Regions from separate parts of the Mus musculus genome. Here all the other regions are linked to region 2. The links are chromatin loops, found by intact Hi-C in ENCODE. Cell type or tissue: heart. All regions are shown on one strand.

Region 1 (5,000 bases), 71 kb before region 2:
TGTGCAAAGTGGCAAAGTGCACATTAAGGAATGGAACCTACTTTCTCCTCTTGCAGTCTCTCCTCCACTTGTTTAGAAGCAACTTCGTGTGCTCGGAAGAGACTGATGGTGCTAGTTAGTTCCGGGTCCAAAATGTTCCCATCTTCATCCCTCACCACCAGGTCCAAATCAAGAATTCTAGAATACCAAGAATCCAGAGCATGGAGAGCATGAACCAAGAGAGGGGGTCCCCTAGCACAGTGTCAGGCCCAGCCACAGAGCAGATGAAATGCCTCAGAAACTGGGACCCATCCACAGATATCAGAGAATGCCATTCTGTGGCATGGCTTTCTGTAATTCAAAATATGTCACACTGGGAGAAAGAAAATGACTCAGTGTTACCTATATTTCAATAAAGCCTTCACCTTCCAATAGACCTTCAAAGTCCAAGTGAAGTATGCATGACTAACAACTGTGGAAGATGCGGGTCATTAGAGCCCATTCTGCACCCTCACATGTATACGACCCATGGGTACATGATGGCAGAAAGCCTCTGAAGGATCGAGGTCTATGTAACAACTTTCACTAACAGGACAAAGCCTCTCAAATCTCACCAACTCATCCCAACCCTGAACCTGCTCTAAGACTCAAGACCAAGACCATGGGTCAGCATTTTATGAATGATGTCAGTGATGTATGGGTGGGGTCAGCTCTGATGTGGGCGTGGTCAATGAATTGTAGGTGCTGTGGGTGAGCTCCTGGAGGCCCAGGCTAAAGGCCTGACAAGCTATACCTGGTGAGGCCACCTTGAGGAAGATATATATCAGGCCCTTTGCCAGCCCACCATGAGTATCATGTGATGTCATTGTCACCTCAGTCCAGATAGAAAATCTGGTCAGACCCACTTCACAAAACAGAAAACCGAAGCTCAGTGAGGTCAGTTATGTAGTTCGGATAAAAGATAGAAAGAAGATGGGGTGGCAATATTCTCACCACAACATCATCACCATATGAGGTAGCCTGTCAGTCACAGCAACCAGTCTACATGGGTCTCTGCAACCAATACACAGTTGGTTCTGTTGTGGAGTGTTGGCTTCACCATAACAAGGTTAGAGACTAGTCCCAAGAGATGGCAAAGGGTCTAAAGAAGGGGATGGCCACCTCCCTGTGAAATCAGAGTGTGTGCGTGTGTGTGTGTCTGTCTGTATCTATGTGTGTATGTGTATGTACAAGCAGGTTTCTATGGATAGGTATGGTTGTGGACCTGTCTGGTGAATCCGAGTAAAGGTGTATGCATGTTTGTCTCTGTGTTTTACACAGCCATCTTTGTAAAGAAACAGTCCGTGACCTTTACCATATTTCCCACAGTTCCCTAGACACTCCACAACCCCACCCGACTCAGGTAAAAGGTAAAAGCAAGAATACGTATGTGATAATGATGAGAGCAACAAACTGCTCCCTGAGAGACGAGACCATCCCAAAACCAAACACTCTATGCTTTTCTTTATTATTATTATTATTATTATTATTATTATTATTATTTATTATTATGTCACTCTCTGAAGGGGGGAGGGGGAGGATAAGCAGAGAGCATGGGGCTTTAGAAGAATCCTGGCCTGCAGTCCTCAGGTGAACTTGTCTTAATAAGGTTGTATTTCCTATCAAAGCAGTAAATTACATTTGGAAACACTTTCTGTCTTAACAGGATTGTTCCATGGCGTAACGTACTTAGGCTGTTTCCTGCAGCCAGATTAAGCAGGTGGTCTCTGAACCTAACTTTGAAAACAGGCTTCTCCAATACAAAATGAAATCAGAGTTCCAAAGGTTTGCTTTTGTAAACACACAGTCTTGAAACAGGCTTCATTGAATCAGTATCTAATGCCCTATATCTGGAATCTCTGGCCTTGGAGGCATACAATCAATCAATCAATTAATCAATCAATAAATAAATGCCTTTGCTCCTCACATTTTAGCCCAATGCCGCCACCATATGATGCAGCCTGTCAGTCACAGCAACCAGTCTACATTTGGTCTCTGCAACCAATACATAGCTGGTTCTGTGCAGGTGTTAGTCTCACCTCAACAAGATTAAAGACTAGTCTCAGGGGATGGATGCCACCTCAGGAAATCAGAGTGTGGGCCTGGGTCAGTAGCTTTTGAAAGCAGGTAGTCTTGTAATGGGTTTCATGAAAGCTGTGTCTAATACTCTATATCTGGAGTCTCTGGCCTTGGAGGTAAAAATAAAAGTCACACCTAATGTGATATTAGGAAACTTTCATACATTAAAAGGGGAATTGTCAGAAAACAAAATTATGCAATAATTCAGTTATTCACAAAGGCCCTATGGCTTGTCTAAGATTCTGAGCTGATGGGCAGGAGGCAGCCCCTGTTCTCACCTCCACATCCTCAGGTGTAAAAATGGGGAAGGGTGCAGACTACACCTTAAGTTTTCCACCACCCAAACAGCAGTCTGACTGAGCTCTTAACCTAGACCAGACAGCAGAACTCAGAACCCAAGGGGCAGGTCCCCGGATTGAGTATAGTGAAACCTGCCCAGGTGTTTCTGAGGTTATAGGGCCTGAGGAAAATGCAGGACCAGGTCATCTTTAAGGCTTCTTGCAGTGTAACATGTGAATAAGCAAATGGGTACCAGATGGGAAAGGCCATAACTTCATCCTAACTACTGATATAGCAGAGATAGAACCAAGACAGTCACATTCCCAGCAGCTAATATTAGAGCATGCTGTTTTCAGGAGTGAGCCATCTTTCAAGACACTCAACTAAACCAGGGTGGATGTCTCCCATAAATGGAAACATCTCAAAAAGGCAACGTATAGTTCATCTCAATTGTAAGTTAAGAGGATTGTGCCTCTGTCTGTTAGATCAAGCATGTCAACTCTAGGGACAAGTTTCATGGTGACTTCTAACGTCTAGTCTGACAGACCAAGGGACTACAGGAAATAATCTAGAGTCAAATGCTATGAGTAGAAAGTAAAATTATAAGTAGAATATCATAACAGGGGTGGGACAAAACAGCAAAAATGAGGGGCTACCCCAACCCAGCTTCACAACTCCCCCACTTACACAGCAAAGACTACAGGTTTCAAGGGTGACAGGATAAACCAGATTAGAATGTAAGCCACTTCATTATTTTGATATTAGAAGTTTGGTTTTATGATAAAATGTAATTGAACCATCCTCCAGGCCTAGGGTTGTGCTATTACTGTGGAAAATTTAAGCATGAAATCACCATTTGCACAAACAAACCTGTTTCCATAATCAATTTTGGCTGTGACCTTCTTCTTCAGCTCTTTGAGCTCATCCTGGGGCAGAGTTCCAGAAAGGATCTGCGACCGCCATTCAATAAGGTCATAGATCATGTGTCGCACACTTCGAAACATCTCTCTATTATCTTGCTACATAGGAGAGAAAGTTAAAATGTAAGGGCTCTGATTTAAAAAACAAAAAGAAACAAACAAAAACAAAAAACAGCACAGTGGAGATTATGTCAAATGGATCGTTCTTCAAACTAAAGTAGAATATGCTCTGCTTCCTGGGATCCAGTGACTGTCAAAGAAGAGCAGGTTCACACATCAAACAGAGCACATTGTATAGGATTTGGTTCCTATGAGACCCTGAAAGAACAAGAAGTAAGCCACGTCCTCAGCATTGAACACAGCAAGAACAGAACCTTGAGCCTCAGTCTGGCCTGGAACTCGAAGCAGCATCCTGTGCATGACCAATGCATGAAGGCAGCCAGATAGCTGAGGATAGTTTCCAACACAGAACTATAAACTCACCTAAAACATTAGGAGATTCCCTCTTCAAACTTCATTGCTCCATCGTGGAGCCTGAGCTTCATAGTTAGCAAAGACTGGCATGTCACCATGTCAAATATTGGCTATGCCTGGAAGCACTGACTGTTGTACTCTCTTCCCATGACAGTTCTGCCCCATTGCTCACCTGGAGATGCCTGGGTCCCAAGACCATGCTGCCAGCTGACAGATAAGCCATCTTGTACCAGCCTTCCCTGGTACACTGTGACCCTCACAACATACAGCGGCAGAAAATGTCTATCCATGGATACTCTTTTTGCTTCTACATCAACTTGCAGTAAACTGCAAGATAAGATCCCAAACTGACCCGTCTCACCTTTTGTGTATTGGGTTTGTGGTACAAGAACCCCCACAGGTTTGCACTTGTTGATGTAGCTCATCAAGAAGACTAAAGTTGTCTACAATGTTCAGCTTCTCAACATCCAAGTGGGAGTTAATTAATAATATTTTAAACACTATCATTGTTCAAAAATTAAAATGTAGAATTGCTGTTTTTAAAAAGGAGCTCTGGTCTGTATTATCTGAGATACTCCCTCCTCACTAGCTCCTATTTTGAAAACCATTTGAAACCCCTCTTTAGAAAAGTTTTTAAAACAGCCCTACCACCTACCCAACACACAGCACTCTGACAAGTTATATTATTGTGTGTGTGTGTGTGTGTGTGTGTGTGTGTGTGTGTGTGTGAGGGAGGGGGTTGTTACAGCAGAGGCTAGCAGAGGGCATCTGATCTCCTGGAGTTGGAGTTAGAAACTTCCAGATACAAGTGCTGACAATCAAACTTTGGTCCTCTAGAAAAAACCAGCAAGTGATCTTACCTGCCGAGGCACCTCTCCAGGCTGTTTGTACATTACCCTCGTTCTATTCCTGCCTTTTTTTCTCCTTCTTCCCCTTATTTTTATTTGTTGCTGTTGTTTTGAGACAGAGCGTCATGTAGACTAGGCTAGCCTCAACCTTAAACTATTCTTCTAGTCACTCAACAAGTATTTTTTGAGACCAAACACTGTGCCAAGAACTGCAGTGGTGTGGGATATTTGATCCCATTGTGACCCTCAAGACTGTGAATTGGATACACCGGGTTGTAGTGTAGCTCAGCCCTAACAGACTCCTTTAACCCCAGAGCTAAATAAAGTCAAGTCTAGGTCAAGAGGCAGGGCAAGAAACCAGCTGACAGGGAGTGAGCGTAAG
Region 2 (5,000 bases):
TGGAGGCAACATCCATGTCTCTAGGGGACGTTACAGCAAAATGTAGTGCCACCACCACCCTACCTACACCCCAGCGCTGGATTGATATCTCTCTCTCCCTCCCTCCCTCCCTCCATCTCCTCTCTGTCTTTCTCTGTCTCTGTCTCTCTCTCCCTCTCTCTCTCTCCTCTCTCTCTGTCTCCTCTCTGTCTCTCTCTGTCTCTCTCCCTCTCTCTCTCTCTTCTTCTCTCTTCTCTCTCTCTGTCTCTCTGTCTCTGTCTCCCTCTCTCTCTCTTCTCTCTCTCTGTCTCTCCTCTCTGTCTCTCTGTGTCTGTTTCCCTCTCTCTCAAGTGAAGTCCCCACACCCAACAAAAGAACTCACAGTGTTTCCACTGCTAAATGTTTTCTGGCCTTTTGCTTAGAAAATACAGCTTTTTTCCTTTTGAGATACGCTCCCACGTAGCGCAGACTGGCCTCAAACTTATTATGCTGCAGAAGATGAACTTCAACTTCTGATCCTCCCAAGTTCCGACTTTACTGGTATGCACCTCACTACCACCCTGCACTACAAACTAGGTTTGGACTAACTGCCCCCCCCCCCGACACCCCCACCCCCACCCCCAACCTCTCCCAAGCCATTTTCTTTCCTATCTACAACCCTTCATTCCCAAGGCTGCTGAGGTCTCCAGCCTGCCTATTTCTTTCTCCCAAATGGCAACAAAACAGTCTTCCAACTTAAAGGGAGTGGAGGATGCTGGGGGGGAGGCGGGGGGGGGGGGGCGACGACACGACCCACCAGATGTGAGGATGCATGCCTTTAAACCTAGCAATCAGGTGATAGAGACAAGTAGACCTCTGTATGAAGCCAGACCAACCAGGGCTACATAGTGAAACTCTGTCCCCCCCCCAAAAAAATAAACAAAAAAAAATCAAAGAAATAGACTCCCCTCCCCAATAATCCCAAGGCACCGTGGCAGTTGCAGCAGAACAGGGATGAATGTGAACCCACTGTTGCCAGGGTTCAAACCCAGCAGCTCCCATTACTATGCTACAAGGGTAAAGCACAGGGGGCAAGTTTCTCCACTACCCGGGAGTCCTCTGCAGGGCCCTCCTTCCTCAACTGCACCCCGACTATCTGGCTTTCTGCTTGCCCCTGCCACTCTTCTAGCTGTTCTTTCAACAGTCCTGGGCAACCCCAAGAGAAAACCTCCCACACCCTGAAGCCATCCTAAGTAGGACCCTCATCCCAAATTAAATAGATGGGACTCTAACAGCCCTTCCCAGCTCTGCCATGGGCCTCTGAAAGGTCGGCCAAGCACAGGTGGAGCTCAGCTCCAGTGTTCACAACGCAGGGAAAAATCCTCCAAACCTGGGTGTGGGCCTAGAGTGGAGGTAGGGGCCCTAGGCTTCTCCAGCCCTGCCCCCATGGCCACCATCTCCTACTTGTTACAGAAATAAGTAACTGGAGTTCAAAGGAAGGACACGGCCTTGTAGACTGGAGTCTCCGGGAAGCTTTCAAAGACAGCGGGCTGGGACATGAACTAGGCCTGCAAGACGGTGCTGAAGGCATGCCTAGAACAGACAGCTGCTGAGAAAGTGCCCCAAGGCAGCCCTTAGGGTGGAAGGCAGCAAGCTCCCCTAAATGCTTGCTTGCAAATCCCCAAGAAATGCCTGCTTGCAAGTCAGAGTCTCTGCTCAGGTGAGGCTGGGCGTCAGAGGATCCTTAGGGAAAAGAGAGCAGGAGCCTGGAAACGGAATGGTCAAATCTGGAATGCCAGCGAGCCCTGAGGCCTAGACAGACCTGACTTTTGATGTGGGCTAGCTGGGGGGCGAGACAAGGTCTGCAGGGCTCTGGGACTGTCTGGCCATTGAGGAAAGCGGGACTCCTTGGATCAAAAGTAAGCTTGCAACCCTACTCCTTCTACCCCCTAGGGAAGCGACAAAGGCAAAACCAGGTCCCCGCCCTCGAGGTCCGTTTCCAGAGCCCCGGGGACACAGGAGCGCCTGAGTGTCCCCTACCATCCAGGGCGGGAAAGGCGGCACCGACCCAACCCGGGAGGCGCAGCCACTCCTCACGCGAGAAAAGGAGGCTTCACAGATCCGAGCGCTGCACAATGAAAAGTGTCCACCCGGAGTCCCGGATGCCAAACAGAAGTTTCCCGAAGAAGCCAAAACGCACACAAACAATGACCCCGGGAGCCCCGCGCACGCAGGAGCACACGGGACTACGACAGAGCGAATGCGCGGGAATGAGGAGCACGGTGGACCCCGGAGGGTCCCCGGGTTCCCCACGCGGGCTCCAGCCCCGGGCGGGCCGGGCTCCGCACCGCGCGGCAACAGGCTGGGCGCCGCGGCGGGGAAGTTGCGCGCGGGGCGGGCGCGGGGCGGCGCGCTGCTCACCCACGCCGTACTTCTCCTCTCGCTTGGTGGGGACCCAGCGCGTCATGGTGGCGCTGGCCGCAGCCCACTGGAGCCGCCGCTGCTGCCGCCGCTGCTCGGGCAGGAAACTCTGCGCCTAGGCCGCCATCTTCCATTCCTTCCCCGCCGCGACAGGATGGGGAGGAAAAAGTTTGCGGCGGAGGCGGTGTCATGTGGGACGGGGCGGGCGGAGCGTCGCGGGCCGGATGGGAAAGGCCGGGAGCGCCGGCGAGAGGCGGGACGGCGGCCGGCTGTAGCCCGCCCAGGCGCGCGTGCCCTGGGGCTCGGCCCGCCGGGTCCCTCGAGGGACCCAGGCTGCTTCCCGGAGCCCATGGACGCCCTGCATGCTGCAGGAACCGTGCAACTCACATCCTCTACTTTCCACTAAACACCGTGCACCTCGCACCTACTAATCTGCACTGTATGGTCCTCACCCTGCACTGTCTACTCTGCACCGCATCCAGCACTCTTTACCCACACTCTACTTTGAACACCGAGCACCCAGCATCCCAAACACTCTGCACTCTGTACCATACAGGGTACACACATACACACACACACACACACACAACACACACACACCACGCACACCATCCTGAACACTGTACCCTGCACCTCACAAAGTGCTATCTTTTCACACACAAGCGTGCACGCGCGAACACACACACCACAAATCCTTATAGCCCTCTAGGCCTGGATCTAACACAAATAGTCAGACACCACACATGTACTCACTGGTGTGAAGTGCGGAAACCCCAGTTCTGACCTGGTGGAGAGCGTTGGAGCAGAGCTAGGAGTTCATCGTAGTTCATTCATTCATTCAAAGTGGGCACCCATTTTGCCAGGGTCTGAGCGCATTGAGCGTGCCTAGTAGCTGATGGGAGTGGTGATGTACAGTCAGCACTGGTAAGAGAAGCCTAGGAAAAGACTTTGCAGCCCCTGGGTGTTTCTAACAGCCCAGATCTCTTTGGGTGTTGAGGGTCTGGAGCAGCACAATGAGGCTCCTAGTTTGCAGCAACTTTGAGGCGTTCAGTAGGAACTGGGCCTGCTGAAGTGGGGAAAGAGAGGAAGTGGGAAGAGAAAGGAAGCCAGTTCCAGCTTAGAACAAGCAGCTCCTAGCAACTCTAATCTGAAGGAGGCTGGTCTCAGACTCACCCAGTGCCAGCCACCCACAAGTGCAATACTTCCGATTTCTTCAAGGCCTGCCCATAGACACACCCTGAGCGTTCATTAGAATCCAAGAAAAGGTTAAAACTAAGGGGAGGGGTGCAAGGGGACCTCGGGTCCACAGCAAGCTATTAGAAGGGGCAAATGAGATTGCATATTCTACTGTGTGCCCTCTCTTGCATCCTAGAAACAATGACAAAGACACCAGCCTGGGAATCTTCAAGGACTAAAGGAATGAAAGTTTAAAAGAATGAAGGCTACATTGTGTAAGATTGCATGTCAGAGCCAGAGAGGGGCCAACTCAACTAGAATTGGAAAGGTCAGGTGCCTACCTGCTGTAGACAGGGCCACCCCAGCCTGGAGCAGTTATATCAACCCGTCCAGAATGCAGCTTAAATAGCCAGGAGCTCCTGGATGGGGAAGGTGAGAGAGAACCTCCCCAGTTCAAGATAATATACAACTAAGATTTCTAGCAATTCAGCCACTGATTCATAGAAAGTCACAGGCTCCTTTCACTGATAAGGAACTTCAGTCCCTCAAAAGGGAAGCTGCCAGGGCTCACCTCCCACGTGGCCTCCAGCATTCACTAAAATCCGAAACCTCAAGGGTTCAGGCCTTGAGGGTGGGGTCCAGTAACTCACCTGCTCCAAAGAGAAGCAACCAAAGGTGCTAACCAGAAGTGGGGTGCTCAGAGTCAAGTGCCTGGCCCACTTTAGGTCAAAAGAGTTTCCCTGAGAAAACTGTCTTAAGCCTGGACTTTAAGGATAAGCAGAAATGAGTAAGGGGAAGTGGGGAATTAAGTGGATGTGCAAGGGGCCTGGGGTGGAAAGAAATGCTGGTTTTTAAAGGAAGGAAGAAACCAGTAAGGCTTATTTAGACGTGACCCACGGAGATGCTCCTGGATAGAAGGGCTTTCTAGGTCTTCCTGGGATTTTGGAAATCCATGAAGAAAACCAGGAAGATGGATTTCAGGAGCACACATATTATCTTCTGTGCCTCATTTCAGTTCTGTTTTTGAGGCTCCATATGAGAGCAGATGGCTTGTGTTGAGAACAACCAGGCGCCTGAGATCCAACAGTCCTTGAAAGCATGCCCTGCTGTGGCCAGCTGTGCAGTCACTCTGCTGTTGCTTCTGCCTCATCCTCCTGGTGCTAAACCTCAGGGTCCTGACGGCCCCATACGTGAACCAGGACTGCTGGCACCAACCTCATGGGACATCCTGAGGCTCTCCAGAGAGTGTAGCTATATAAATCAGCAGCAGACCCAGAGCTGACGGCCTCCTGTCTCTCCCTTCCTCCGTGTTCATTGTTCAGTAACCTCAGGGTACACATTTTCACTCTGATAAAAAATGACTGGTACAGGAAGCTAGGGAAGTGGGTCAGTGGGTGAAATGCCCAATATGCAAGTTTGGATCCCCCAAATTCAAAAAACAAAAA
Region 3 (5,000 bases), 98 kb after region 2:
CCTAATCCTTCTCAAACAGTTCCATCAACTTGAGACAGAGTATTCATAGGGTCGATGAGTCTATGGGGAGCGGGTGTCACTCATTCATATCATCACAAGCTGGGATCTGCCCATTATTTGGTGAGAGCTGCTTGCTGTTTGGGAATGCATGGGTTAGATGACATCCTCCTGTCCACTCCCCCAATTCTTACTGTTTCTGGAGTCTCAGAATGCAACAGAATTTGGAAGTAGGTTGTTGGAGATATGAATACTTTGGGTCAGTTGAGACTGGAGTTAGGCAAGACCCTTAATCCAATATGGTAAATGACATTTTAACAGGAGGGCTGGTGATATAGCTTATATGGTACAGCACTTGTCTAACACACACTAAATAAATAAATCATATGCGATGATACATACCTGTAGCACAGCACTTGGAAATGAAGGCAGGAGGATCAGGAGTGCAAGATCATCCTTATGCACATAGTGAGTTCAAGGCCAGCCTGGACTACGTGAAGTGCTGTCAAAAAAAAAAAAAAAAGTGACATACAAGAAGATGGCCAGGTGATGATGTTTCTAATAGTCAAGGAATACCAAGGACTGTTAGCAACATGAAAAGTTGGAACCTACTCTTCTAGAAACTTGAGAGAGACAGAGACAGAGAGTTTCTGTTTATAGCTCAATTTCACTCTTCTCAAATCAGAGATGAAGAAAGATGTCAAAGGCTTCAGGAACAGCACTATGCAGCTGGCAGCCTGGGAGGCTGGGGTTGAAGCTGCCTACTTTCACCTTCCTCTCTTCCTGCCTCCCGGCTCCTGATCTGAGCTGCCCAGCGTGGCCCCTTGCCTCCTATGACTACAAGGTGTCTTACAGTTTCCATTGCTGTGAACAGACATTATGAATAAGACAACCTTTTATAAGGACAGCACTTAATTGGGGCTGGCTTACAGGTTCAGGGGTTCAGTCCAATATCATCAAGGCAGGAAGCATGGCAGCATCCAGGCAGGCAAACATGGACCTAGAGGAGCTGAGAGTTCTACATCTTGATCTGAAGGGAACCAGAAGGCTGGCGAAGCTTAGCCCCATAGGGACACACTTCCTCCAACAAGGCCACACCTCCTAATAATGCTACTCCCCGTGGGTCCAACATTACAACATATGATTCTATGGGAGGGGGGGTTGGCTATTTTAAACCACTATGCAAGGCATGTGCGATGTAGCAAGTTCAAATCACGATGCACTCTCCACAGCCTGCACTGGGTTGTAAAGACCTAGTGAGAAAGACCATGAAATAGTTCACTAATTATGTACTTTTAAAATATCGACTACATGTCAATTCAGCAATATTTTAGGAATAGTGGGTTCCATAAAACATATTGTTAACCTTACCTTCACCTATTTCTTTTTACTTTTAAAAATAGGACTATGAGAACATTTTAAATTATACACATAGTGCAGGTTGTGACTTGTATTTCATGTTCTCTCACTGTTGCTTTGTACACAAAGTCAGAGGCAGGCAAAGCGGCTGTGAGTGGCCACTAAGGTGGCTTCCTGGGTCTAAGGCAGGAGTGAAGAAGGAGTGTTAGTTTTTGTTTTTTGTTTTATTTGGGTTTTTTTTTTTTTGAGGGCAGAGAAGAGAGATCTTGTGTAAGACCTACTGTGTGCCAGAGAGATACCTAGAGGGGAATATCCTGTGAGTGAGTAGAGCTTCTGGGGGTGAGAGCTATAGAGTTGGATGCACAGACAGAGTCCCAGCATGTCCAAGAACATGTCCCAGGATAGCTATGAGTTTTCTCGACACAAACTAGTTAATTACCCTGAAATATGATAAGATTTTCTCCAGCATAAGCTGTGTCAAAGATAACGCCACGTTGCCAAGACACTTAGTTTGAAGCATGCCCAGGAGGTAGGTGAATTTTGTAGAGAGACTGGACTGGCAAGAGCAGGGGTCAGTTTTGGTGATGAGAATACTTACAAGGAGCCAGTTTAGTATTGGAAAGAGGATGGCTTTGACTTTGGAAAGGAAGCTAGTCTATGGAAATGGCTGGGCCCATGGAACCGCTGGCACATTTCAATTTCAATTTCAACCACTGGTAGATAATTTTGGAGTTGTCAGCATGTGTTTCTGATCATTGACACTAGTTTTTGGAGAGACAAATGCCAGCCTCACCCCCAGCTATCAGACCAAGTCTCACTATGTAACTTAGGCAGACCCTAAACTCATAATCCCACTTCAGACTCCCCAGTGCCAGACGTATAGGAAGGAGTCACCCTCACATCTTAAAAATACATTTTGAACTGCAAAAACCACCTCACTGTCCAAAGAAATTCTGAGGAGATTACTTATATAACAACTAAATAACAATAAGTATTTATCATTATATAATTACCTGTAATGGTGTCTCACCAATCTTAGCAACGGGAGTGTGAAGGGCTCGTATTTGTACCATGACACACAGTGCTAAATCTGGGAACTGGAAAATTATGGACCCAAAATGTCACAGATGCTAATAGATTGTCTCATTATGTAACAAACCAAATAGCTCACGAGAAAGTACAGTGATAATGATGAAGGCAAAGCCATAAAGATTTCTAATTAAAATGGAATAATAACAGCAGCTGAAGACACAGCCATGCGGGGCCATTCTGACGGTTCAGGAATAACAGATCCTTGCAAATTCCCATGCTTAGCAGCCTAGGAAGTATTGTCAAATGGAGGCTGAGCAAAGTGCTTGGTAGCTCTAAAGCCAGCTTGATTTCTGTTTAAAAACACCTTTCTTGGGAAACTCATTCTTATAAGAAGGGAGGACAGGAACTGCCCGTCATCTGCCTGTTAGGAAAGAAAGAGTGTGAGCTCACTCTCCAATTCTCCTTCCACCTCTTCCTGCTCTCCTTTCTCTGGTCTACAGTCTTCTGTAACCTATACGAGAACAGCATTCATAGATGGCGTGATGATCCTGTTATTTAGCTAGGCGATAACATGAGCGACAGTTCCATAAACACTTAGGTTACTGGGATCCTCAAGACCTTTGGTGCATCGAGTTACACTTGCCATGATACACCACGTGAGAACTGAGATGCTGAGAGCATTGACTCATTTAGAATAACACTAACAGGCCAGTGCATAGCATCTTAACGTAACACGTTAGTCAAAATAAGCTCCATTTTCCAAGAGAAGGTAGCGAGAAGACCAGCATTGCTGAGCCAGTCTGAAAAATCCGCATAGTGTCTGGTTTAGCAGAAAAGCTTGGTTCTCATATCTGCCGCTTCCTGCAGCAGGCTGTAATATTTGGCTGAAGCAAATGGGGCAAGTTTGGCCTCAGTATCTGGGGGAAGGTTTACCACCCCAATATTTGTCACTGGTCTTTGATACTTTGCTAAGAAAGAAGGTACCAGTGTCCCCAAAGTTAGTAACAGTGTGTGATATGAAATGCCAAAGATGCCTTTGTTCTCCCTTCTATTCAAATACATTTTTCTATCTTGGAATCTTTTTACCCATGGAAAATTTCTGTAACACCTTGCACTAGCCAAAGGGAGAACAATCATTTCCTATCAAGATGGCTGACACAAGTGTTGACATGCTTCATTAAAAATTATTGAGTATTTATCTTCAGCACTGATGACATCAGAGGGTATTTCACGCTGAGTGGAAGGAAGGCTGTCCAGCCTGTGGCAACATATACATAATTCCCACAATCCACTTTTCGTCTCAAAGCCTCCACTTTATCTTTGACAACAGATAATCTCAGTTGTTCTCCTCCAACTGGCAGGCTCACCTGGTCCTCTCCTGAGAAAGGGCAAGTCTAAGAATCTAGTGTGCTTTTTAGATACACCAAGAGTGTTCCTTGGGAATGTGACTAGTTTAGGGCACAAGTCAAATAATTACTTAGGATCTTTTATTCCAGACAGCTATGGGATTGCAGTACACAGCATATGTATTTTATGTGTGGTTCCTAATGTTGTCATAAGGGATATTAAAGCACATCATATTAATTTGAAAGGAATCACCAAGAGCAATTTCCCCTTCTTTCTCTGCATGCAGCAGCAGAGAGCAGGATGATCTGGTCAGGTGGACACGTGGCCACTGACTTGCTTGGGAGCCAGAGGGAAACCATGAGGGGGGAGAAGAAGGTGAAGAGGAAGAGGAAGTCACCATGAGTTAGGAGTCAAGAAAACAACCCTGAGGGCTGGCCAACTAGAGTTAAGAGAAGCCCGGATGAAACATAGCAAAAAATAACTCAGGATTGTTGATATGAAATAGATTTTAATAGCATAGAGGATAGACGTCTGCCCAGCTCTAGTGCTGATTAAGGTTTAAGGTCGTGAGTGTCTTTTACCTGGGAACTAAATGGCCAAAGGTGGGGTAGAAACCCTGGATTGGGATTAAAATTTTCTACAACAAAATACTGCTGTTTTTCACCTTCAATACAAACAACAGTGTCCGGAACATTGCAGATAAGTCTTTGGTGGGGCCATGACTGTTGTTTAGTGTTTGGACCTTCAGATTAGAAATTTAGGGGGAGGAGAACTTGATATTGAGCCAAAGCTTTGAGTATCCCCAGCAAGCTCTCTACTCACTGAGCTGTGTTCCCAGTCCAGATCCTGTGGGATGCTCATTATCCAGAGGCTCCAGATGTCTTACTTTCTAACCTTCTGAAGCAATAGTAAAAACTTCTTTCCATAAGTTCAGTGTATATAGACTCACCTTCTCTCTAAGATCTGTTTATAAGCCCACATCAACACTTCTGAGCTAACCTTGTCATCTGCGGAGATGTTTCTCAGTGAGGTCAGCCATTGTGCTTGGATCCAGCCAAAGCTGACAGCTGGTGCTCATCTTTCCTGTTGTGAATGAGGGCCCTTCATGCAGCTTAATTTGTGCCTTATCTTTTGAAGATTTTTTTTCCTAGTTAGTAGTTTTGCTGTTCAGAATGACCCAGAAGAAAACTATGAACTGCTTCACCAGAGAAACCATGTTGATGAGACAAAGCTCTGATCTGGCCTGGCTTGTTACTGTTGGCCGT
Region 4 (5,000 bases), 100 kb before region 2:
GTCCATCTTGGCCTGACCCTTCTGATCCAAGGGTTGAGGGTGTCTCCGTCTCTGTCTCCGTCTCAGGAGTGATCAATGTCGCTTTAATGGAGACCAATGCATCACCTAAGCCCCAATCATTCCGAGCTGGTATCACGCACCATGTGACTGGGTTGAGTCTGGTCTCTATAGTTTAACTTTCCATTTCTAGTTATTTACTTATCCTTGGGAGGGTGTTATTTCGTTATTGTTCATTTGGGGTTTTTCTTTTCCTTTTTTTTTGGTTGTGGTTGTTTGAGGGATTTTTGTTTTGTTTTGCTTTTTTGGAGGTTTTTTTCCCCCCTTTTTGGGTAGAGGGGCAGTCAGCGATCATTAGATGGATCAGACTAGCCCGGAGCTCACTGCAGAACCCAGACTGTATTTGAACTTGTAAATTCTCCTGCCTCAGCAACCAAACCCCATCCCACCCAACAAAAAACTTGGATTATAACATTTGTACTGCCCATCTGGGCTCTGTATTGCAAATTTGAGGAAAAAGTTCAAATGAGAAAATTCACAAATCACCCCACTGGGCAGTGCTGAAGGAAAAAGTTTGTCCCTCCCCCACAGAGCTACCCAGGCAGGAAAGGCCTCCAGTCCCGGGGACTCAACACAGCTGGGTTCATAATTATCCTTTGTTTCATGACTCCTTTCCCTCTCATTATACAGTAAGCTAATTGAGAGGAGGGATCGCATCTTACAGTTCTTGTCCTATCCCCTATGGCAGCCCACACAGCGCTGAGGACAGAGATCTTTAATACAAACCTTGATGAATAATTCAGCCCCTGCTTTTCTTTCCCTAAGTAATGGAACTTTGCGAGAACAAATTATGGTTTCAGGAAAAATGATTCCCTCAGAGGAGAATTTGGGACTCCACACTCAGGCGCCAACTAGGGCACCCCCATCTTATACACTCCTGGCATGGCACAATCCCAAAAAGGGGTATCAATGCTTGCATGAAATGAAAGCCAGATTCTTCCTTCTGTTCAGTGAGCAGCATCACTTTGGAATTTCCTTGTTGCTTGGCAACAGCTGCTGCAGAGACCAGGGCTCTCTCACTGGGTACCAGGGAGGGAATCACCCTGCAAATGGTGAGATTCAAGGAGCTGTAAGGTAAGAAAGTATTCCACACACCACCCTGGGAGGTTCCCCCCCCCCCGCATGTTTTAAAGAGATACTGTGGATGAGACTTGTTTTGATAGGAAATTATGATCAAATTTCAGACAACTAGCGATGCATCTGGAACACTGACCCACATATAAGACAGTGGCTTCCTCCAAAGTGAGAAGCTGAGCAGAGCTCAGCACCTGCTGAGACACTAAAGCAGACACACTTGGGGTCAATGACCCAGCTGGGGACACCACCCTTAGCCTGCATTGAATGAGGCACAAACATTAGTTCATGTACCCCAATGTAGGTACACGCTGAGAATCTCATTCCTAGTACTGGGACATTCTTTGCACAGCCCAGTCACTAGCTGGAGCCCACATAGCTGACTCATGTCCCTGAGAATCAAACTCCTGCACAATCCTCCCTCCCCCCCCCCCCCACTTACACAAATCCAGTCCTTCTGGGAAGTGGGGGATGGGGGGGGGGGGTCATTTGCTGGTAGCGATTACCACAGGCAGCAAGTAAGAACCCTTCAGAAATGATTCAAACCCACGGTGACTTGGCAACCAGGAAGTGTCCAAATGGTCTCCAAGTATCGGTGTTCACATAGGCTCAAACAACTCAGATGTGTCTGGATGACTCACAGCCTCTCACTAATATTTTACTAGGGAGGCCAAGGGTGGGAAAGCCTCACTGGGCAAAGCTGAGAATGAAGAGAGATGTAAAATGTAAAGAGAGATGGAAGCAGCAGGTGGCGAAAGTTTGAAAGACACCTGACTGGCACGCCTCAGCCCTCAGGACAGCAACATTTCTCCCTTCCAGAGTCCCATCTTCCAAAGGACGGGCTTCTTCCATGCTAGGGTAATCCAGTGCAAGCCCAAACGATGCCTGCTCCTCGGCAAATCTCAAACTCCAGCCATGACTGACAGGCAACACCGAGATGTGATTCCTGATAATGACGGACATTAATAATCACAACTCCTATCAGGCAGTTAAGAGGGAAAAAAATTGGATTTTCAAGCTCCATTTCAAGAGAGCATAAAGTCTCTGCACAGCTATGATACGGCCACATTAGGAGGACGCGGCTTTTAAATGAAGGATTTGTGCAGAGAGCCTCTGCCTCCTCCAGACAGAGTCACGGCAACGGTACTGGTGTGCCCTGAATAAGAAGTATCGCCACCGGGCTGCCATGACTCCGAGGAGGCTGCAAGCAGTGGGAAATGAACTCAGTCAGCCCAGGGCCGAGGCATCAGCTGATGAGTGACCTGCCACATTAGGCTGAGCTTGGTGGACTAGAACCAGCAAGGAGGTCTTATCTCACACTGTAAGCAGGGAGCCCAAACATATCAGGCCAATCAACTTCTCCAAAGAGAGATAACTGGGAATTATCTCAAGGAGAATCAAGACAGAGGAAGACACAGAGAAGGGAGTACCTCACATCTGACAGTGTGTATACACTAGCCAGAACGCTCCGGAAGCAGGCATTATTCACATGTGTACCAGCGGGAAGAGCTGGGTTAAAAGCTTCGTTACTCAAGGTCATTTCCAGGGTTAAGTTAGAATGAAGGTTCAACTCCATTTCTCTGATCTGTTTTCAAACCTTGTGTATTCCCCATGATGCCTTGTTTCCTTCTTTTGCCTGGAAAACTTCTCCAAGAGGAAGGCTGACAAGACGGAAGAGTGGTTACGGTGCTCGCTAACAAGCTTGATGAACAGAGTTCAAGCCCCACTGTTCACACAGAGAAAGGAAAGAAGCCAGTGTGTCCTCTGACTGCCCCCACATACACCACAAATAAACACATTTAAAAATAAAATTAAGTCCTCCCATTGTTTAATCTCCCTGCTAAGTTAGTCCTCAGCCCAAAATAGAAGTGTGAGTTTTAAACTCTGACGGATGCCACTTCCTCTTCCCAAGCTCATCGACATCTATGGAGGTCCTTATCAAAGGACACAGTGGGTGACGTCCACGCACCCACAGGAAACTCCTCCACTCAACACGCAGCCAAAAGGGATGTGTTGGAGAGGGAGGAATTCTAGAACTCACCGTTCTGGGTCAGTTTCGTGGAACACACCAGAGTGGAGATCTGGAAAGAGTCTTTGCTGATGGTACAACTCCCAAGACTCTGCATTCCTTTGCCTGTGGCTGAGTGGCCCTTTTCTTCCAACTCCCCCTTGGTACTAGGGAGGCTCAAGTATGTGGCTGCATCTTCGAGCTTTTTGGCTTCAGCCTGTGGGTTTGATTGCACCTTGTATCAAACAACATTCATGGAGGCCACACTCCAGGTTCTGCATGCCTTATTATTATGATTTCCTTCAACCCCCACGCCCCCTTCCACACTGTGTTCTACAGTGCACTTCAACCATCTTCCCTCGTCCTGTGGACTAACGCCCATCCTCAGCCTTCGCATACAGCACGGAACGTGTTATTGCCTGTCATCGTCTCTCGTTAGGAACAGCAAAAGGGCTGGCCAATCATAACTGCTCATTTACATAATTAAATGCAGCTCCATGCTACACAGCAGCTCTGTCCTCCGGTGAGAAATGTCAACTGAGATGTTCATCTTGATCGCAGGCTTGACTGAAGTGGGAAGTTCTGAGAGCTTGGTAAAGCATACCTCGAAGCGTGTCCACCACAGAGAATTAACTATGAGGGGAAAGTTACCTCCTGAAACTAGGTACACATGAAGACTGGGGACCCTGATGGGCTAAAACAAAGTCTCCTCCCACAGTATTCTCTGTTTCCTGGCCACCTGGATATAAGCTGCTCACCACACCCTCCCCACCAGGAAGGACCAGGACCGAAAGCGCTGACACACCCTGACTCCCTTTATTGTTTTGCTCAGGTATTTGTCACAACCATGAAAAGCTAACAGTTCAGCTCAGGTGAGGGCTTCACTAGGGCCTGATCCAGTCAGGGCGCCCAGGGTACCCTGGGACAGAGGTGCGTACCTTGTAGACAATAAGGTCATGCTCCCCGTCTCTCAGGGTGGTCCCATCGTATCTCATCAGCTTCACAAAGGCCAGTGCGAAGATCTTTTCAGATTTATCCTTGGCTGCAAAGAAAACCAATCATTACCCTCAACTACAGTCAGGACAAAGTGACATTAGCACCTGCTACAAAGACGCCTGGTAGACAATCGCCAACGTACACAGGAGAAGCCAATGGGGGACGGAGAAACAAACCCCACAATCACCAACAGGAAGATTCGCATCAGAAGGATCGACTGTCCTCGAACTAGTTCCAAGTCTCAGGGAAGGGGAGACTGTGCAACCCAGAGCTGATTCCAGGACAAAGCCAGGAAGGTTTTGCAGAAGAGTGAAGGGAGCTCACACCGCTACAACCCGAAGTAAGTGGGAGGAGCCAAACTGAACGTGGCTTGGTTTAAACAAGAACAGAGAGACTGCGATGTGAACGAGGGAATAAACCTAGGACATGGGAAAGGGCCAGTGCAGGGAGGAAAACTGCTTAGCAATAGAGAAACCACGGAGTCCTAGTGCACACCACCTATCTCTGGGGGCCAGAAGACCCCCCCCCATGAGATGTTCTAGGGTCTTTAGCAAGAAAGTGCAACAGCCAGGCCTGCATGGAGGGCAAGAAAGTGCAACAGCCAGGCCTGCATGGAGGGCTCGTGCTCTCCCTTGCTTCAGGCTTCTTCAAAGCATCTAAAACAATCAACTGCCCATTCATATATGGTATCAGCATCTGATGGGTTTTCTTCATGGTCTTCAACACTGGCAGATATGTGGGGGTAGGGGATTTGTTATGTTACTGCTAGTCTGTCTACTGAGCCCTGGAATCTAAGGGTTTCTGAGTATGCATGTTTGTCTGTGTGAGAGTATACATATGTAGGTGTGTATGTATGCAATATATA
Region 5 (5,000 bases), 61 kb before region 2:
GACCACAGCTAAGGTGCTGACCTTGAACCCTTAAGTGGGCCAAAGCAATGACCAAGATGACTGAGTCACGAGTTCCTTTATTGTTCTATATCATCATGGTCAAACAGAGCTATTATCTTTTATAATGAGTTACTGTTACTATCTTTAACTGTGTATTTACACGTGCATCTGTATGGGGCTATGGGTACATGAGTCTAAGTGCGTTTTCTGGAGTTCCAGGTAGTTGTAAGCTAGCAGACATTCCTGCTGGAAACCAAACTCAAGACTTCTGCAGAAATAGTAGGTGCTCTTAACCAATGAGCCACCTCTGCAACCCCACTGGTATTATCTTAACCTCCGAGTCTTACCCTACCACATATTTGGCAGCAGTGCCATGTGAAATCATCTAATCCTTCATTTAAATATCCAGAAGAGACTCATCACCCTTTTCCTTCAACACTCACCCTTTTCCTTCAACAATGGCTTCTTTAAGATGAATATATGAAGCAGGAAATATACCCTTGGAGGGAGAGAAAAAACATTTTTATTATCCATGCAAATACTGACTGCAAATCAAACAATAGCCCCAGAGGAGGAGGGGCTAGGGGGCTGGCTAACCATTAATTTTGCAAGTGTAAGCATCACACACAACACAACGAAGAAAACACAAGGCATAAAAGAGAATCTCCCAATCAGCTTGTATTTCAGACTGTGCAGATGTCTTAGCAAAAAACAGACACCACATGTTTGCGAAGCAACAATTTCACAAAGGCCCAAGGAAATGTTCTCCTCCACAGGTTGCCCCTCCTCTGCACTGCTGACCTTGACATTGGCACATGCAACAAGTCTGATGCCAGAAACCAATTGTGAGGACAGATTCCCCTTTATAAAATAACAAGACTGCCATCAGAAGTTGGCTTAAACCACTGATTGTCACAAGTGTCCACTGACCACTGAGGTACAGCCCTGGGGCTCCCCTCATCAGTCTCTGTATGAAGTAGACAATGGTAAAAGGCCGAAGGTGGGTGAAATTCCACCCATCTGCAGAAGTGCTGAGGAAACATGCTAGCCTATGCTTCTACCCTCCTCTAACTCTCCCGTGTGCAGCATAAACACATGTGTATGTAGACATGTGGCTCAGTCGAGTCCTGCTTAAAGGAGCAGGTCTCTTGAGAAGAACTTCAACTTCAAACATGGTCTGTGGAATGCCAGGAGTAGTTTTTCAAGACCTGACTCATGGGATCCAGAGCAGCCCAAACCAGTGACTCCCAGAGGCTCAGGCTGCACAAGCCAGAGATGACTGGTACACATAACAGAAAGGCAGTTAGTGCCCTAGTGATTCAAGATAACCTATTGGGGAAAAAGGAGCATCTGACTGGACGCATCTGCCAACAAGGGGCTACACTGGACATCCAGAAAGCAAATGGGCAATCATGCTTAGAAGGAAACCGGGCTCAGAGAGGGCTGAAAGTGGCTAGCAGATACTGCTGATCTCTGCTTGCCCTGTCCTGTTGGAGGTCGATTCTAATGATTTGAATTAATCCAGTCCTCAAAATCAGGAAGGTCCTCGTCACCAATTGGTTTCTGATCAATCAATAAAGAACCAATGGCCAAGGGATGGGCAGGTAGACTGATGTGAGACTTTGGGGATTTGCATGGACGAGGAACCAGGAGAAAGGAAGAAGAGGAGGATGACCATGGCGGGGAAGAGAAAAGGCCAGACCTAAAGGCCCACTTGTGAGAATCAGGGTAAATGGCCATAGGCCACTTCACTGAGAATCAGGGTAAATGGCCATAGGCCTGGGGTGTCAGAGGTAAAATCTAGATTTTAAAAGATGTTAACACTGCCAGGCATGGTGGCCCACGCCTTTAATCCCAACACTTGGGAGGCAGAGGCAAGCAGATTTCTGAGTTCGAGGCCTGGTCTACAAAGTGAGTTTCAGGACAGCCAGGGCTATACAGAGAAACCCTGTCTCGAAAAACCAAAAATAAATAAATAAATAAATAAATAAATAAATAAATAAATAAATAAATAAATAAGATGTTAACTCGGAAGTACAGTAGGGGAGTGTTTGCTAGCAGTGGGAAGAATTAGAAATGTCCAGCTATTAAACTAGTCAAGGCATATTAAAATTAACTGATGTGTGTGTGTTTCATTGAAGAATCCAAATAGCTCTTGGTGGGTGTGTGCATGCAACCCGTCTGGAGCACAGAGTGGCTAACTAACTACCGCAACATTGTCCACCAGCAAAGTGAACAGATTTCACACATAGAAATACTATGACATCAAGCAAAGGAGTCAGGCTGAGCAATCAAGAGGTCCAGGTCATCCAATCCAGGACCCAGATGCCAAGACACCCAGAAAGACATGTAGGTGTACATGTAACACGTTATTTTCACTGGAACTCGAATAGGTGTGGGTTTAGAAGGAGGTGACACAAACCACTCCAGCCCTGTCAAGTCCACAGAAAGAAATTCCTCAGCCTCAGCACTCAATATTATGAAAACCAAGGAGAAATTACAGCTGGATGAGACTGGACATGCCTAGAGATTTGAAATGAGCCACTGCCCAGCCCAACTACATGTCTATGAATATCTAGACAGAGGATGCTCATGCAGGGCTCTCAGACAAGACTCCTAAGGGCCTTGCTGCTTCTCTGCATCTGCTTGGGGCCACTTCACACAACTGCAACCAAACTTTAGCCTCTGCAAGGCTTTAATTTCCTCATTAGCCAATGGGGATGTCAGGTAGAAAATAACCACACCCTTTTGCAGCATTAGGACATCATGAGGTAGAAGGCCTAGGTCTCCTGGGGCCAGGAAGAAAAATTCTGACTTTGAAAAGGACTAGAACAGTGGTTCTCAATCTAAAAGTCACAAACCCCTTGGGGTAGCATATCAGATGTTTATATTAGAATGCGTAATAGTAGCAACATTACAGTTATGAAGTATCAGTAAAAATAATTATATGGTTGGGGTCACCACAACATGAGGAACTGTTTTAAAGGGTCAACAGCATTAGGAAGGTTGAGAACCCCTGAACTAGAAGAGTGGGAGAGCCCAAGATGGGGATGGGGTTGCTAGGCAACATATGAGCATCAAGGAAAAGTGAGAGCCTTCCTAGGCCTGTGTTCCTCACAGCAGGGTGGCTTTGCCCTATGTAATAAAGGAGTCTGCACAATGCTAACCATCAGGGTGGGTACCTATGTGTGCACATGTATGTAGGCATGCGTGCGGCAAGCGCTCTTCCTCAGAAGTCATCCACCTTGCTTTTTGAGACAAGCCTTGTTGGCCAGTGAGTTCCAGATAATCTCTACTTTCTGCCTTCCCAGTGCTACAATTATGAGCATGTGCCACCACCCAGATTTTAAGGCTTTTAACATTGGGGCTAGAGATAGAACTTGGATCCTCAGGGCAAGCACTTTACCACTGAGAAACCCTAATACTCCTGGTGTCTTGCCTCCTGAAATCTTCACCATGGTTCCCCCAATCTGCACACTTCAAGGGTGATATCCCTAAAGGAGGCTTCACAGCTTCATGGAACTCTAGCCCTGCTGGTGAAGGCCAGCCCAGGCCTCTGAGGATACAGAACAGGGAGGCCCTGGCATGGAAACCACTAGGATTCCAAAGCCCTATTATAGACTAGAGATCACAACAGAGTCTAGTTGGATACAGCAGTAATGAGAGGCCAATTCTGGGAAGCAAAATGAACCATCTGTCAACCACAATCAGATATTAAAAGGTCCAAGTTAACATGGACAGACTAACCATAGCTTAGCATGGGCATTACTGCAATGCCATAGCATTACAGAGTAAGAGAGAAGAGCCATAATTAGGTTTTGTGAAGCTAAGAATGTCGAAGCCACACTCCCTTGTGGATGGGAGTGCCCTTCACAATATCTGAGGAGTGATAGTATGTTTTTGATTCGGATATTCATAGACTCACACATGCAAATCACCCTAGAAAATCAGGCTCTTTTAACTTGACTAAGCTAGTCTGAAAACTGCCATAAGGCAAGAGGGAAATGGCCATGTGTGAGCTTTGCAAACTTGCTAATTTACCAAGGATAATAGGAAATGGAAAACTGTTGGCGGCATTTTACTCTTCTGAAGGGATTATTCTCAGTTCATGGCTACACACAGTGGTTCAACAAGATGCAAAATTCTATCAGGACAAAAATCAATTCTCCCTCCATGAGTGGAGATCAACAATTCACTCCTGGAACTAATCACCTAGGTGAAATGTTTTTTGTGGGGACAGGTTCTCACTAGGTAGACCAGGCTAGCCTAATACTGGGATTATAGATAAGCATTCCCAGCAGAAGCTGTGATTTCTGCAGACATCTTTATTCAGAAGAATCCAACTCAAGGTCATTTTTTTTAATCTCAGCCCATATATATGGTAAATTTCAAGAAAGAGATAAGTAACATTCTTATATATAAATAAGATGGAATTTATTTCCTCTCATGGTTTAATTTATGAAGAGACATGTTTAATGGAAAAGACTTACCTTTTTAGACTTTTTCCTTAAGGTGTAGCCTCTGTACCACCCTAAACAAACACAGGGTTGAAATGGTTAGGAGACACAGCATACTCCAAGCAAAACCTTCAAAGTTTGCAGAAGTCACTGCCCTCCAGACCCGGAAAGACAAGCACCCTAATGCCATAGAGGAGTCCCATAGAGCACGGCTCGCTCCCTGCACGTGCTGACCACCCCACTTCATCTCTGCCTGCCTCATCAACCCATCCCATCAAAAATCAAAAGTTAAGTCCTAAAAGAGGCCTTGTTCCCAGCAGGATCCTTGTGCATGCCCCCCAACTCCCCATCTGCTGATCTGACTCAAGATCTCTCCAGGCACAACTTCCAGAGTCTGGAATCATCAAAGACTGTCCAACAGAAAACCTATTGAGAGCCCACTTCCTTCCTCTGTAAGGCTCTGCCCTGGAGCAGCCAGAGTCTCACAAAGTACTTCTGTGGCAAGGACAACTCCCAAGGAAGCACCCAGGCCAAGCACTCATA

Evidence for each region. Hi-C counts contacts between places; a loop is a spot of excess contacts. Peaks named below come from ENCODE experiments on the same cell type or tissue, not always from the same donor. Only the 100,000 strongest peaks of a DNase experiment are listed, where the experiment ranks them.
Region 1: it touches region 2 in a loop (2.1-fold over the local background); 3 of 42 quality-filtered maps call a loop at or near these places.
Region 3: it touches region 2 in a loop (2.3-fold over the local background); 2 of 42 quality-filtered maps call a loop at or near these places.
Region 4: it touches region 2 in a loop (2.1-fold over the local background); 4 of 42 quality-filtered maps call a loop at or near these places.
Region 5: a loop joins it to region 2, with 1.9 times the contacts of the local background. A loop is called at or near these places in 4 of 42 quality-filtered maps.

The regions. Positions count from the first base shown.
Region 1 is chr7:134,739,381-134,744,380 of GRCm38, reverse strand. Dock1 (dedicator of cytokinesis 1) reads right to left here. Exons shown (of 52, transcript NM_001033420.2): 6 at 3,247-3,395; 7 at 42-177. Among named protein-coding and RNA genes, the nearest start is that of Dock1, 71 kb to the right of the region's middle. In heart, no CTCF peak of the experiment used is centred here; no DNase peak of the experiment used is centred here.
Region 2 is chr7:134,668,224-134,673,223 of GRCm38, reverse strand. It overlaps Dock1 (dedicator of cytokinesis 1), which reads right to left and starts at 2,537. Exons shown (of 52, transcript NM_001033420.2): 1 at 2,380-2,537. The coding sequence starts at 2,425. In heart, no CTCF peak of the experiment used is centred here; DNase peaks (open chromatin) are centred at 1,373, 2,053 and 2,563; H3K4me3 peaks cover 2,277 bases; H3K27ac peaks cover 2,318 bases.
Region 3 is chr7:134,570,413-134,575,412 of GRCm38, reverse strand. No RefSeq gene overlaps it. Among named protein-coding and RNA genes, the nearest start is that of Dock1, 98 kb to the left of the region's middle. In heart, no CTCF peak of the experiment used is centred here; no DNase peak of the experiment used is centred here; H3K27ac peaks cover 20 bases.
Region 4 is chr7:134,770,648-134,775,647 of GRCm38, reverse strand. Dock1 (dedicator of cytokinesis 1) reads right to left here. Exons shown (of 52, transcript NM_001033420.2): 17 at 4,078-4,181; 18 at 3,173-3,356. Among named protein-coding and RNA genes, the nearest start is that of Dock1, 100 kb to the right of the region's middle. In heart, no CTCF peak of the experiment used is centred here; a DNase peak (open chromatin) is centred at 3,107.
Region 5 is chr7:134,729,549-134,734,548 of GRCm38, reverse strand. Dock1 (dedicator of cytokinesis 1) reads right to left here. Exons shown (of 52, transcript NM_001033420.2): 3 at 4,491-4,531; 4 at 444-499. Among named protein-coding and RNA genes, the nearest start is that of Dock1, 61 kb to the right of the region's middle. In heart, no CTCF peak of the experiment used is centred here; no DNase peak of the experiment used is centred here.